Regions from separate parts of the Homo sapiens genome. Here region 2 is linked to region 1. Evidence: read pairs that join two places in POLR2A ChIA-PET (ENCODE). Cell type or tissue: MCF 10A. All regions are shown on one strand. Links, peaks and the distances in the headings refer to the core of each region. The heading gives the core; the rest is flanking DNA.

Evidence for each region. ChIA-PET counts read pairs that join two places held together with the same protein. Peaks named below come from ENCODE experiments on the same cell type or tissue, not always from the same donor. Only the 100,000 strongest peaks of a DNase experiment are listed, where the experiment ranks them.
Region 2: POLR2A ChIA-PET joins it to region 1 with 7 read pairs; 2 of 35 experiments call an interaction of 5 or more read pairs at or near these places.

What each region holds. Positions count from the first base shown.
Region 1 is chr2:229,297,457-229,305,359 of GRCh38, forward strand. No RefSeq gene overlaps it. Among named protein-coding and RNA genes, the nearest start is that of PID1, 30 kb to the left of the region's middle. In MCF 10A, for the core only: no CTCF peak of the experiment used is centred there; a DNase peak (open chromatin) is centred at 3,565.
Region 2 is chr2:229,236,996-229,244,898 of GRCh38, forward strand. All of the region lies in intron 1 of PID1 (phosphotyrosine interaction domain containing 1), which reads right to left. Among named protein-coding and RNA genes, the nearest start is that of PID1, 30 kb to the right of the region's middle. In MCF 10A, for the core only: no CTCF peak of the experiment used is centred there; no DNase peak of the experiment used is centred there.

The DNA.
Region 1 (7,903 bases), core at 1,494-5,493:
CTCCCCTGTGGTTTCAAGTCCTACGTTCTCCAAAGGAAGCGGTGGAGCTAACAGAGAGCCATTGCAGCAAGACCATGATAATGACGTGAGAACATGAGAGAGGGACAAGCATACCAAGGTGTTCAGACGGAGCCTTGGTGATGATTTTTTAATGGACATTCTGCCAAGTTCCAGCAAACAACTGTGGGCTTTCTTTGGTTGTCACCTCAACTACATAATCACAGTTCTATGTAATCAGGTATCCTGTAATCACCTGTCTTGTTGTGCCAAAAATAAAAGGGTTTGCATTACCTTTGATTCACTGGGAAACTAAAAGCAGCAGATCCCAGGGACAGAATCTGTAAAATATACCTTCCTCATATGAAATTAAAATTGTTGGGAAGATATGTTTTCAAACAGCTCAACAAAAAAATCTGAGGCATCAAGAAGGATTAAATAAATGTTGAGGTAAGAGAGATCTGAAACTCCTGGCGGGGCTGTCTTAACCCTCAGGCCTCAATTTCCCTATCAATAAAAGTAAGAAGAATGATGATATTGCTTCCCAATAGTCCTTTTCAAAGGCATTTTTTATTATGCATGTTTCCTGAGGAATACTTTTTGAAAATATTTTTCAACAAAAGAATTGCTTATAAAATAATAATTCACAGGTTTTCTCATTTTTTTTTATTCAAAGACTTATATAACTGCTAATCAGAGCTTCCAATCAGCAAAAGATGGACAAGGTTGGCACACAAAGCTGACAAAATACTTACCAAAGGCAAATAAGCTTAATATGGTTAGCTTGCATGATCTTATCATAGGAAAATATATGGTTTCTACTAAATTCTTAGAAAAACTGAAAGTAGCTTATGGACTCCTTTTGCTATCTGGCAGACCCTGAAGTTAGAAGACTTTGGGATAGTAATTATCATGTTTCTCCTTCACTGGTGATTTCTGCAGTTCTATTATTCTTCTATTCTTACCGAATTGGATAAGAGAAATAGAGACTTAAAGAAAACTTCACAATAGAAAATGAATCTAAAGAAATATATTAAACCATGCCCTTCTTCTAATGGCCAGAATAATAATCTTTATTATCAATTGGCAACCAATCATTTGTTTTTGTAGATATTTTAATGTTATAAAATAGCAATTTTCCTCAGAGTTTTAATAAGCATTGTTGTACCCACTTCCTTTATCTACCAAACGACAGCTTCAAAAGAAACTTTAGCTTCCGGAGTTTCACCGTTGACTGGTCCTTGACATCATAACCAGTCATCAAAAACGATATGTCAAGAGGATATTCATGAGACAAACAGCTGAGTTCCCTTCAACCTGAGCTTTAAGATATAACTCTTACCTGCTGGGGGCTTATCAGTCGAGACGAGTAGGATGTACTTCGTTGATCAAAAACCTCCCACACTGTTGACCCACCCTTTCTCATCTTCAGTCACTCCAATAATTAAAGATGAAATCCAAACTTGCTTTGTCAATCAAGGCTCTAAAGTCTAGCTTCAATCTATGTCTTTAATCATATCCCCTTCTCAGTTCAGTTCAACTGAACAAATATTCACAAGTCCCTTCTGTGTGCCAGATACTTGAATGAGTAAGATACGAAGATAAATAAAACACTAATACTATCCCTGCCCAAAAGAAGCTCATGGCCTCTTGTGTAAGGAGGAAGGCATTGACATGGATTTAACAGAAAACACACTAGTCCTGCCTTCTTGGGTTGTTGTGAGGATTAAATGAAATAACAGATAGAAAGGGCTCAACGTGGCATTAGGCACAGAGTGACATCTGGCTAAAATGGTGTAATGGGATGTGACAGGTCTCTCATGTGTACCTTCCATTTCCCTGCTACTCCCCCACTCACACATCCTCACACACACCCTCTCCACCATGAGACCAGCAGCCCATTGCCCCATCTTCCAAACAGATCCAACCACACAGTACATTGACAAGTCATTTTGATCCTACTGAAAATTTCAGGAAGGTTTGAGGAAGAGGATTTAGAGACAAATGTAATAAAATTCTCCATTAGACATTTCTGTATTTCCTTGGAACTTTTCCCCTCCAAGTTCTGCCACTCATCTCTCTACTCTCCCCAGACAAATCCATTCCACTGGGCTGAGCTCCAGCCTTTCTCACTCAGGGAGAAAAAGCAGCCTAAGAGTTTAGGGCCTGTGTCCTCTTAGAAATCACTTGAATTTCTATGTATTATCCAAGCATGCCCCATTGCTGTTGTTCTAGAAGTGTGTGGAGTGTTTGGTAGAGGGGCTCTCTCCCTATGATGGTTAATACTAAGTGTCAACTGATTGGATTGGAGGATGCAAAGTATTGTTTCTGGGTGTGTCTGTGAGGGTGTTGCCAGAAAAGATTAACGTCTGAGTCAGTGGACTGGAAGAGGCAGACCCACACTCAGTCTGTGTGGGCACCATCCAGTTGGCTGCCAGCAAGGCTAGAAAAAGCAAGCAGAAGAAGGTGGAATGAGCTGACTTACTGAATCTTCTGGCCTTCATCTTTCTCCTACTCTTTTCATCCAGGAAGTATGCTTCCTGCCCCTGAACATCAGAATCCGGTTCTTTGGCCTTTGAACTCTTGGATTTACACCAGCGGTTCGCCAGGGGCTCTTGGGCCTTTGCCCACAGACTGAAGGCTGCACTGTCGGCTTCCCTACTTTTTAGGTTTTGGGACTTGGACTGAGCCACTACTGCCTTCCTTGTTCCTCAGGTTGCAAATGGCCTATTGTGGAACTTCACTTTGTGATCATATAAGTCAATTCTCCTTAATAAACTCCCTTTCATATATACATATATCCTATTAGTTATGTCCCTCTAGAGAACCCTTATGAATACACTCCCTTACAAATTTTTCACACAACAAAAATCAGATCTGTGCTAGGCAACAGAGGCCAATATTGCCCTTCTAAGAAAATAAAATTTTTTTCCACACTTTTGGGATCAATAACAATAAGCACCTAATTTACTTGAACCTGAAAAATCTCACCAGACAATCTCTGTTATTAAATGTCACAGGGGCAGAGAAAGAGAGGGCCAATGGAAATTTTATTTTCCTGGATTTCAACACCTCAACTTTGCCTTTAATACTGCTTCCAAGATCAAGAGCCCAGTTTTTCCAGCTTGCCCAGAACTTCACTTTCTGTGCTATCCTTGTCCCTCAGATACTCCCTGGATACATCCCCAATCTCCATGGACGTCACTCCACTCCCCATGGTTTGCTGGTACAAACAAGTAGAACCATGTTGCTTAGAGCAGAAAAGGGCATAGTCTTCTTAAAGACATTCTTTTATTTCTCTTGTTCTATATGATCTCCCCTTCCATTGCATGGAATCATAAAGTTACACCAGTAATACATGTAACTCTTGGCAACACCTTCCTCTGCAAGTACCCCCATCTCCATGGGTCCAACCATAAAGCTCTTGGTTCCCTTCACAACTTCCTCAGTAGGGAAAGGATTAATCCATCATGAACACCACGCTGAATATTGTGGTTTTGTTTCATGGAATTACTCAATATAGCTGTATTTCTTCTTTTAGTATTGAATCATTGAAATATTATGCAATAGCACAATAACTAGTAAGGTGTCATTTTACACTTGACTAGATTTTGTGATTGCTATATTCATAATAGGAAAGGTCACTTTGCTGTGACTTCACATGCTTCTCACTCCCGGATGAACCTCCCTCCATTTGGACTCCAACTCCCTCGACAGGAAGACCTAAAGAGAGTTAATATATTCTGCCATAGAAACACACATTCTCATTTGGAAGCCTCAGAAGGACAGAATGTGGTCACCACTGTCCCTGGGAGTCTTTGCAAACACAATTATCCTAAAGAGACAGCTTGCTTTTTTCTAAACCACATGGATTCATGTTCCAGCACCTAGAACCTCGCAGGAGCTGTGCCATCTCATCTCCTGGAAAGTTCTGCTAAAACCCAAACAGTGAAGAGCAGTTTCCCACATGTCTGGCAGCTCAAAGATCCATGTCTGCTCCACACAGCTGTTTACTTGGCACCCAGGCAGAGTTGGTTCCTCTTTTTCTCATTCTATCAAGATGTTCCTTGTTTCTGCTAATGACTATTAATAATAATATTTACACAAACAAGCTCTTCATTGTGCCAAAAGATCTCAAAATGCTTCAGAACTAGTCTGCCACAAATTCAGGGCCAGATTCGTGGAGTGGAGCATCCAGAGTGGTCTCTGAGACCAGCTAACTGATTGTTGAGAGAGCACAGCAGAAGGAACACTTCCTGTCCATAGGACAGTGCGCATGGACCAGCTGCCGTCTGGAAAGGAGCACTGACTGGGACACTCTAGGGGATGGGCACTAACTAAACTGTGCACAAACTAACATGGTATGCTCACATATAACTCTGCCATAATAAAGACGCTCATGTTTCCATTTGTTGCCTTTGGGTTGCCAATTTTCTTCTCTACCTTTTTTGGAAAATTACATTCTGATTTTCTTTTGCGGAATGGGCTCCACCTCATTGAATACAGTTGGATGGAACAGTTACCCAAGGTGCCTTGTGCTCTCTAGACAAGGAGCAGGCAGGTGACCCAATATAGGTCAGAAGCCCAACCCTTTCCTAGAAGTAGAATCGGATGAGAGTGATGGAGACAAGAAAGCTTGTTGAAGCTGATGAATTCCAGCAGCAAAGCCTGACAGTACTCATATAGTTCTACTACCGAGACTCTTCAGAGTCACTTGTTTTCTCTTCTTTCTTCGTCTGGTTCTTTAGTCATCGATATTGCTTTGTTCCATGTTGCTTTATTTTTTTTTATTTGTTTAATATTGTGACCTTCCCACAGCTTTCCTATAATTTGTTTGTGCTTAGCTTAACCAGAGTACACTTCAGTTACTTGCATCAGGGTGCTCTAACTGATGTACGGGATTTAAGTGTTTTGTGAAACACTTGGGAGATCTTTTACTCTTACTTATGCTGGACTATATTGATAGACTACAGCAGGCAGTTAAACGTTAGGATGAATGTGCAGCTGGTAGAAGAGAAAGTGGAGCAGTGTCAGAAGGATAGGGTCACCTGTGCTAGATGCCTAAGAGTTGGGGATGTTGACTGATATCACCAAACCTACAAATGTTCTACAACTGTGGAGAAATTTACTGGGGTTTCCTTGTCCTGTAGGCACGTGCTAAATCACAAGAAAAATTAGAGATCAAAAATGAATGTTTAGTTTCTTTGGAATACAGGTGAACTCTAACCCAGCATGTGAACAACTCTGGCTTAAGACTGTGGAGACAAAGGGCTGAGGCAATCATGTAAGGCACTGATGTCCATGGATGTAAGATGTTTTCCCATGTGGCCTGTTCATGCCCCCACACCACAGACTGTCCCTGCAGCAATGGCCTAGGACTGTACTCATCAGCCACTGTGGACGAGGAAATTCCAAACAGCGGACCCTCATGCTCATTAAAGTGCTAAGAAGAAAGCTGACGGATTACAGGTGTGCAGACAGTAAACGCTCCGTAAACCAAAAATGCTAGTGCTACAAACAACTAACATTACTCTATACAAGGAATTTTGTCTCTTCATCAGATGAAAAGGATGAAGGTGGAATTGGAGGTTAGTTTCACTGAAAATAGATAACTTAATTGCCGCCATGACTCTTGCATAGATTGACTAGAAGAAATAAGTTTCCAAGTCCAAAATTTTTACTTCATTCTAAGTATGGTCCAAATGCGTCATATGCTGGCCATAACTCAACACATTTTAATTAATGGATAAGACCAATCAACAGCTGATATAGGTAGGATATTAAACTGCTGGGAAAGTCTTAGCAAAATGCCACAGGCTGTGTGGCTAAAACAACAGAAATATTTTCTCACAGTTTGGAAGCCCAAGATCAAGGTGTCAGCAAATTTGGTTTCTCCCGAGGCCTCTCTCCTTGGCTTAATGGATAGCCACCTTCTCATTCTGACCTCACACAGACTTTCCTCTGTGTGTATGCATCTCTGGTATCTCTCTGTATGATCTAATCTCCTCTTTTTAAAACAATGTTAATGTTTTTTAATTTTCAGTGTTAATATTTATTATTATGTGTTGAACCGATATATTATTACATTATTTCTCTATTTCTCTACCTATTATTTTTGACTTGCTTATCATAACATCATAAATTTTTAAAATTAATTTTTGGCATACAAAAAGCTGTAAATAATTAATATACAACTTGATAAATTTGGAGCTAAGTATACGTTTATCTTATGAACCCAACACCACAATGTATCCATAAACCTATCCATCATCTCCAAAAGTTTCCTCCTACCTCTTATTTATTTATTTATTTATTTTTGAGAATGATCTAGTTCTGTAATCCCAGCACTTTGGGAGGCTGAGGCGGGCCGATCACGTGAGGTCAGGAGTTGAAGATCAGCCTGGCCTATAGGGAGAAACCCCGTCTCTACTAAAAATACAAAAATTAGCCAGGCGTGGTGGTGGGCGTCTGTAATCCCAGCTACTTGGGAGGCCGAGGCAGGAAAATCACTTGAACCTGGGAGGCAGAGATTGCAGTGAGCTGAGATTGTACCACTACCTCTTATTTATTATTATCATTATTTTATGTGTGATAAGAACACTTAACATAAGATCTACCCCCTTAGCAAATTTTTAAGTATACAATACAGTATGATTAACTATAGGTATATTGCTGTACAATAGATCTTTAGAACATATTTGTCTTGTGTAATTGAAGTTCTGTACCCCTAGACTGTATCTCCCCCAACTCCAGCCCCTGGAAGCTATCATTCCATTCCCTGCTTCTATGAATTTGACTATTTTGGATTCATCATATTAGTGGTATCATATAATATTTGTCCTCCTGTGTCTGGCTTGCTTCACTGAGCATAACATCCTTCAGATTAATCTATGTTGTCTCAAGTGGCAGGATTTCCCTCTGTTTTAAGGCTAAAAAATATTCCATTGTGAATGTACCACATTTTCTTTATCCGTTCATCTCTTGATGAACATTTAGGTTGCTCCCGTGTCTTAGCTATTGTGATTCATGCTGCAATGCACATGGGAGGACAGATATCTCTTCAAGATCCTAATTTCAATTCTTTTAGATATATATCCAGAAGTGGGATCAACAGATCATACGGTAGTTCTATTTTTAGTTTTTGAGGAAGACTCACAGTAGCTGCACCAATTTACCTTCTCACTACAGTGTACACAGATTCCCTTTTCTCCAGACCCTCATCAACAACAAATAAGGAGATCAAATCAGTAATTTAAAAAAAAAAAAACCTTCCAACAAAGCAAAGCCCAGGACCAGATGGTTTTACAGGTGAATTCTACCAAACATTTAAGGAAGAATTAATACGAATCATCCCAAAACTCTTCCAAAAATAGAAGAAGGAACACTTCCAAACTTTTTCTATGAGGCCAGCATCACCCTGATACCAAAGCCAAAAATACCACAGGAAAAGAAAACCACAGGCCAAGATCCCCAATAAACAGGGATAAAAAAATCCTAAAGAAAACCTTAAAACTGAATTCAACAGCATATTTAATACAAATTATATGCCATGATCCAGTGGGATTTATCCCTGGGATGCAAGGATGATTCAACATATGCAAATCAATGAATGTGGTATACGACATAATAGAATGAAGGATAAAAATTACATTATTATCTCAGTAGATGCATAAAAATCATTCGACCAAATTTAACTCCCTTTTAAAAATACTCAACAAATTAGATATAGAAGGAATCTAGCTCAACACAATAAAGGTCATATATGAAGAGCTCATAACTAACATTACCCAATAGTGAAAAAGTGAAAGCTTTTCCTTTAAGATCAGGAAAAAGATAAAGAGACCTACATTTGCCACTTCTCTTCAACATGGTTCTAGAAGTCCTAGTCAGTTAGGACTTTCAGGGC
Region 2 (7,903 bases), core at 1,524-5,523, 60 kb before region 1:
ACACACACACACACACACACACACACACACTGACTTCTAATATAGATGAGGATCTAAGTATTTTGGAAATCTTGTAAAATATTACTCCATATTAAGAAATTAAAACAAACAGAGGAACTACATGATAGATCATGAGTAATCAAGAAAATTACCCATTTTGGGAGCTAGGAATTCTTTTTGCATCCAGAGAATAACAATAGAAACCCAAACTAAACTTTATTCTTTCTGTGAATATGTTCAAGGAATTAGGAAAAAATATGCAGTCACCAACACCTGTCAGTGTTGTAGAACGAGGCAGTCAACACATAAAAAGATATCTACAGTTATGAATTACTTTGGTGGACAAGAGAAGCAAACAAATGTTATGTGAACATCTCCACTTACAATTTTCAGTCATTCAAGCGTATCCCCTATAAATATTGCCACACCAAACTGACCTAACAAGCATTATTCTCTAGAGAGAACACTGTTTTGATGGAAGAGATAGCAATTGTTTGCACAAAAATCACCTTGTACAACAGAAAAAAAAAGGTTTTTTAATCTCTGCCAAGTGCAAAGCTGTTCACTTGCTTCTAATTATAAGTGGTGTGAGAAAAGGGAAAGGGACCTAGGTAGAGAAGGAGATGAAGGAGAAACATTCTAAATAGGTGTTTTGCTTAAAATTGAAGGCTATCCTAACATAAATAAGAAATTGGAGTAAAAGTGACATTTCTTAAATATCTATACATTTTCATGTCCTTTACCCGCCCCATACACACAAGCACGTATAAATACTTATTTGAATTCTGATATCAGAATGACTGATAAATTCTCAATTATTGAAGCAAACCATGGAAAGGAAGTCTATGGAATTACTAACACTGGAGTTAATTTATACTGACACTGGAATTAATTTACACAGACACATAACAAAATTAATCATTCCAATTTTAATTAATGTTCTTCTTTTACTCTCCTCTACTAAATGAAATCTACATGGTAGAAAAAGTGGAGCTAGTATCAAACTAATTAGTAACTCTGAAGGTTACTTTAAGTTTTCACTTTTATGTTAAAATATGACCCCATTAAGTTTCAATTTAGATAGTTCCTTTCCATTTAATATGAATTGCCTTACTTCTTTAAAACATTATATTTCCTTGGTGGTCAAGAAAATAAATATATCTTGGAGTGCAAATGAATCCCTCAATTGTCATGAGTGGAATTGGAAAGCCTGCCTCTAATCATCCAACAAAGTTTTTTAAAGGGGTTGGGTTGGAGACCATAACTCAGTGGGATAAAGACTTCATTCGAGCATGAATTGCTCTCAAAATCATCCAACTTTATACTATATTCGCAGTTTAAAATGCCAAACCATATCATCGCTCAGTTGATCTTGGAAAGTTTCAAAAACCGCAGGCCAGAGCCCAAAGATAAATTGGTCAGTGAATTCACTACTTCCAGAAAGAGAGAAACTTTTGAAAGAAAAGAGGCCATAGTGGCTCTAGCAGCGCAATCGATTAGCGTACAGTACTTATAAGAAAAGAGGCCATAAACATTTGTTTGCCTTACGAATAAAGTACAGCATTCCCTCTCCTTGATCAAGGTAGCTTTGGCTACTAGTTTGGGAGGTGGGATAGTCTACAAATGAGTAAGAAAGGCCAGAGTTAATCTACAAAGACACGAACTTTCACTCCACCTCTTGCATTTTTAAAAAGAAACGAGTAAGTCTCTGGCCTCACAGGGAAGACATGGGCAGGGATAAGAGGAGACAGGCATTACCAGGCATCTCAGAGAGCATTACCAAGTGGGCTGCAGCATGGGTGCTAGTATTGGTCAAACCAGCATCATCATCAAGGCTCCACTACTAAACACCTTGACTTTGGCTACCTTCTTTCCTAAACCTGTTTCCTCACAGTAACACAGCAATAGCATTAGTAATGACCTCAAGAATATTGTAAAGATATTACCACTAATTATTGTTACTATTTAAAATACATCACTTAATTTGAAAAGTGGTTTATTCAACACCCCGCTACTATCACCACCAAGAACTCTTAGATTCTGCTTTACCTTTGTTGTCAAATAACCAAAAGGATGAGAAAAAAATGATTTAAGTTTTTTCTTACTATAGAGAACAAGTTCTCAAACTTCATAGAGCCTCAGAATCTCTGGGAAAGCTTGTTAAAGCACAGATTGCTGGGCTGCACTCCCAGAGTTTCAGATTTAGTAAGCTAGCGGGAGGGGCCAAGAATTTGCATTTATTACAAGTTTCCAAGTGACAGATGCTGAAGAACTGAGGACCAATTAGAGAACCACTGCTGTAGAAGAAGTTTATAGTCATTGGTTGGAAGCCTTTGGTTGAGAGGGAAAAGAGACTGAGACTCACAAATTCCTGGAGGAAACGAGTAAGGGAAAAACACAGAGAGAGGAATGCCCACCTTGCCCTTTACAGCCACAGACAAGAAGACAAAGCCGAACCCCCCGTGTCAATCAACACTAATGCGGTGGGAGCCTGAGAGCCTCAATGTTGGCTATGTAGAGATTTCAAACTCTGCTGTGGAAAGGAAATATGTTAGACATCTAGGGGGTTATGACTAGATTTAGGAATAGGGGATGGAAAGAAAAAAATTTCACAATAAACCTTTTAAATGATGATCTCTTAAGCTCCATTTTCTAATATATTCAAAGAGAAGGTCATGTTCAGAGCAGCGATGAAATTTAAGTCACTAATCCTTCACTGAATTATTTCAAGACATTGAAATTTTATTTTAATTAGATGGCTTAAGTCATTTACAATGTAATTCTGGACTACTTTTACAACTTGCTTTTGGTAGCATTAATTTGTAACACTCATGTATAAACTACATGTAAGAGTACACATAAATACTCACAAGACAGAGGCGTAAAAGATAATGATTTTATTGTAATCCAATTCAACCTATATTCCTGGCACTATTATACTCATAAAATATGCATTGAAAACTCTAGGTGGGAGTTCTATTTTCATCTATATCTAAATAGTCCAACAAGGCAAGACTGAACCATTAGGCCTGCTGGAAAGTATGTCACCTGGCAACAGCCCAAAGCCATTCAACTCTGAAAGTGTTATTAGAAGAAAGAAAAGTCAATGTAGGTAAAACGTCACATTTTCATTATTACAGATGCAAACAGATACATTGCTAATTATTTTCCAAAATCACTTCATCCTGGCAATATCATGAAAATAAAAATGAAGAATAAATATCAAATTCCATTCCCGAAGCTTAGTATTTCCAGACGTGTTTTACAAATAAAATGAATCCCCTGAGACATTCTGTGAATAAAGGATTTATGGTCAAAAAAAAAACTTGGATATCAGTGAATGTGACATCCTCTTCTTAGAACTTCTCTATTACTGAGAAGTCATACAGTACAGAAATCTACTTAGCTTTGTGTAACTCAGAGGTTCCCAAACCAAGTAAGCAAAACATCTTGTTTTCATGTCCATGGTGTATCTCTCCTGGATATAGAGTTCTGGGTTGACAGATTGCTCTTTTCTTTCACCACTTAAAACAAGTCATTCCCATTGCCTCCTCCTTTCCATTATTTCTGATAAGTTAGTGAATATTCATCATTGCTGTGTATATAATGGACTGTTTTTCTCACTGTTGTCATGATTACCTCATTGCTTTGACTTTCAGCATTTTGACTATGATTTGCCTAAAAAACAAAAGTGTAGTTTTCTTTAGATGTCTCCCACTTATGGTTTGCAAAGGTTCTTGAATCAAGTTAATATTTTTCACCAAATTTGGGAAATTTTTATCCATTATTTGTTAAAATATTGTTTCATGTGCCAGTCTTTTTCTTGTCTCTTTCTGGGACTGCAATCACATGTATCTTATATTGCTTGATGTGTCCCATATGGGGCTCTGTTAATTCTTTTTATTTCTTCTACATTGTTCAACTGGAGTAATATCTATTGATCCATTTTCACATTCACTGGCCTTTTCTTCTTTCTTCTTCAATTTGCTGTCAGGCCCATATTGCAAAATTTTCTATTTTAGATATTTTACTTTTCAATTCCAGAGTTTCTATCTGGCCCTTTTGTAAACTTTTCATTACTCATTTGAGATTTTCCATTTGTTCACTCCTTATGACAAAATCCTTAGTTCCTCTAACAAATTAATAGTAGCTGTTTTAAAGCATTTGCTATTCCCACAGCTGTGTCTTCTTAGGGTCTATTTTTATTGACTCCTTTTTCTCTTGTTTATGTTTCATTTTCCTGCCAGAATTTTTTTAGTTTACACTGACCATAGTGGATGACACATTTTAGGACTCTGTATTCTGTTCTCATTCTGCAATAACAGGACTATTGATTTGTGTTTTAAAAAGCAGTTAAATTACTGGCTAATCACCTTTAACATGTGGAGGCTTGACTTTTACAGTTTGGTAGGCTAGGTCTGTTTCCATTTTGCCCTCAGTCCAACAGAAAAATTTATTTTACCCAGAAAAGCCTATAAAACACTATTAACCTAGCCACAGAAATCTGATTGTTGCACAAATAAAACAGAATGAAAAAGTATTCTTTATGAGAGCACAGGTTTTTAAGAGGTCCAATTCTTTCTTTATAATTCTGAAAGCTACTCAAACTATATCCTTTCCTGAAAAGTTAGTGAGTTATTAGGTAGTACAAATTCTCAGCATTGTAAATCAAGCTTTATTTTCCCCCATATGGTCAGAAAAGTTATAATAATCAACCTAGATCACCAAATAAGAAGCAAAGCACCTAACCACTTCTCTGCTGAAGTTAAAATAGAATCTTTTCATTTTTTCACCTGCTTTCTTACAAAAGTTACCTTTTTTCAAAACTCACATATAACAAAATGCTTACATATAATACAGAACTGTCTTGCTCCCATCTTCACCACTTTTGACAAATTCATAAACCTCTATAAGTACCCTTTTTCTCCCTTGTAAAATACTAGTAACTAGTAACTAGTAACACAGTACCTCTTAAGCACAGCATCAGGTACAGAGCTATCACTCAGTAAATCAGTGTTTTTGTTTTTGTTTTTGTTTTTGTTTTTGTTTTTGAGATGGGATCTCACTACATCATTATTTCACCCAGGCTTTTCTCAAGCTCCTGAAACTCAAATGATCCTCTGGCCTTGGCCTTCCAAGTAGCTGAGATTACAGGTGGGAGCCACCATGCCTGGCTAGTAAATAGCTATTTTTAAAGTCAGAGACCTCTACCTCTAGATCATGAGGTGGAAAAATATTTAATCCAACAACTAAAATAGAGTTTTCCTGTTCTGCCTAATTAGAGGCCAGCTAAAATCAAAACTCACAGCACTTGCTATGACTCAGCTCACTCCATATAATAAGAACTGCATGTCCACAAGCTAAAATATAGCTTAGTTATAGGTCCAAAAGAAAAACCCGTGATTCTACACCCACCCTATCCCACTGCCACCTGAAATATGCTGCTTCGACTGGTAAAACTGGCTGACTCCATATCTGGCCTCATGCTCCACTCAGCTGCCTACACTAGGAACCTCAGGACTCTCCTCTACATTTCCCGTCCTCTCTAATCAGCTGTCAACCCATTCTGCCTCTTCACCCTCACTCAAAACCTCTGCCACCTCCTCAACCCCAAAGTCACTGCTTTAGATGACATCTTCATCCCCTTTTGCCTGTACCATTTCCAACAGCCTCCTTAAAACATTTCCCTGCTTGCAATACATTTTCTATACCACCAACAGAATCATCTTAAAACCAATCTGAGTCATTTGTTACCTATAAGCTCCCAATAGTTTCCCAGTGCCTAGAAAATGAAGTCCATGCTCAGTAACATCCTATAAAATGTTGTGCTATAGCCCAGTTGTGCTTCCATACTCTTTCACTCTAGTCCTTCTCCAACCCTTCAGCCTCATGTGATGTGCTCACTCTTGTCTGGAACAGCCTGAGTTCACAGCTCTGTGAAGATTCTTCCCTATGCCTAGGGTAATCTTCTCTACCTACCAAATGCCTATTCATCCTTATATTAGTCCATTCTCACGTTGCTGATAAAGATATACCCAAGACTGGGCAATGTACAAAAGAAAGAGGTTTAATGGACTAACAGTTCCACATGGCTGGGGAGGCCTCACAATCATGGTGGAAGGCAAGGAGAAGCAAGTCACATCTTACATGGATGGCAGCAGGCAGAGAGAGCTTATGCAGGGAAAGTACCATTTTTAAAGCCATCAGATCTCGTGAGATTTATTCACTATCATGAGAACAGCATGGGAAAGACTCACTCCCATGATTCAATTACTTCCCACTAGGTTCCTCCTACCACACATGGGAATTGTGGGAGTTACAATTCAAGATGAGATTTGGGTGGGGACAGAGCCAAACCATATCAATCCTTAAACAGGTTACATCGTCTTCTTTGTGAAGGGTTCCTTTCTAGGGCAAGGTTTATAATTCCCCACTCTGCTTTTATTATAGCACTGATTCTGCTGTACTGTAATTACTTATCCATAGGTCTATTGCGTCCTCAAGACTGCGCACTCCCAGAAGACAATGACAATGCCTGGTATAGTACCTGGCTCAGAGTAGGTGCTCAAGAAACATTTGTTGAATTAATAAATGAATATCACCTTTAAAAAAATTTTCTGTAGCTAACATTCTACAGGTACGTGGCATTTGAATATGAAGCCCAAAGATGAAAAACAAGAATGAAACAAAGTATCTGCCTCACAGTAAATCCCACCACCCAAGGGAACTAATCAAATAAAACAATAAATAAGGAGGCTTAGTATTAATCTCAATCATCTTTATCTGTATTCCTCCAATACCAAGAGAAATGAAACTCATGTATTTTTACACAAAGTTACATCTACACCATTCAAAGCCCAATTTAGTAACTCTCAGCTTTTCCTAGCTCATACATTTTTGTTATAATGCTTTCTTTTCAGATCATCTAAGTTTTTTTAAAAAATCATCTTATCTTGGTTTTTGTCAAGCAAAGGTTAATATTGGATACTTTAATCACAAAACTCATGTTTGGCACTGGGTCTTGGCAGAAAGCCCCACGTGTAATTTCTCTGGGACTAAATTACTCATTTCTAATATAAACATAAGAATAAAGCAAAAACTAGCATTATGTAAACAAAATATGTTATTTTTTAGTTCTCAACTGAAAACTCATGCAACCTCATTTAACCACTATTTCAATGAGACATGGGATTTTAATGTGACACAAGACAAACCAGGATCCCTTGTTAAGCAGTCAGCATAGTCCAAAAGAACCCCATACCCAGTAGCCTTTTTCCAGTCAAATTTTTAAGCAGTCTGGTTTCATTTTTTCCAAATACAGAACCAAGTATCCCTGATTCTTATCGTCATCCAAACAACTGCAACCAGCTGTGAAAACTAGAACTAGGAATCAAGTCTGTCTATAGGGAGTCCCCTCAAAGCTACTAAGCATGACTGTTTTCATCAACAAATATTCATGACCCTATTTTCCAAAATTCCAACTCTGCCAACCATTTCATTTTAAAAAGAGAGAAAGCAAATGAGACAGAAAGAGAGATTCAATCCTTTAAAATCCTTTAATTTTTCTTCCTTTCAACTCAGTCAAAATTAGGTAACCTCTCATAAGAAAGTTAATTATCTTCTCCTCTTTTGGGATTTTATTTTGTAACCCCCCAAATAATGCATTTATTACAAACACAAGATACCTCTTCTATTGCCACAATCCTCACATATTATCTAATCTGCAAAAGCAATTCCCTACTTTGTTAAAAGTAAAACCATGGACTCTTCCTTTCCCATTTCCTTATTGAGAGCTTCATGTCCCAGGCTTTGCTCTCTGGATTCCCATCAGAAGGTTCCTACAAAATCCTCCCTACCTTATGCTCTGCCTCTGCAGCATTAGGTATGACATCTGCCATGGCAT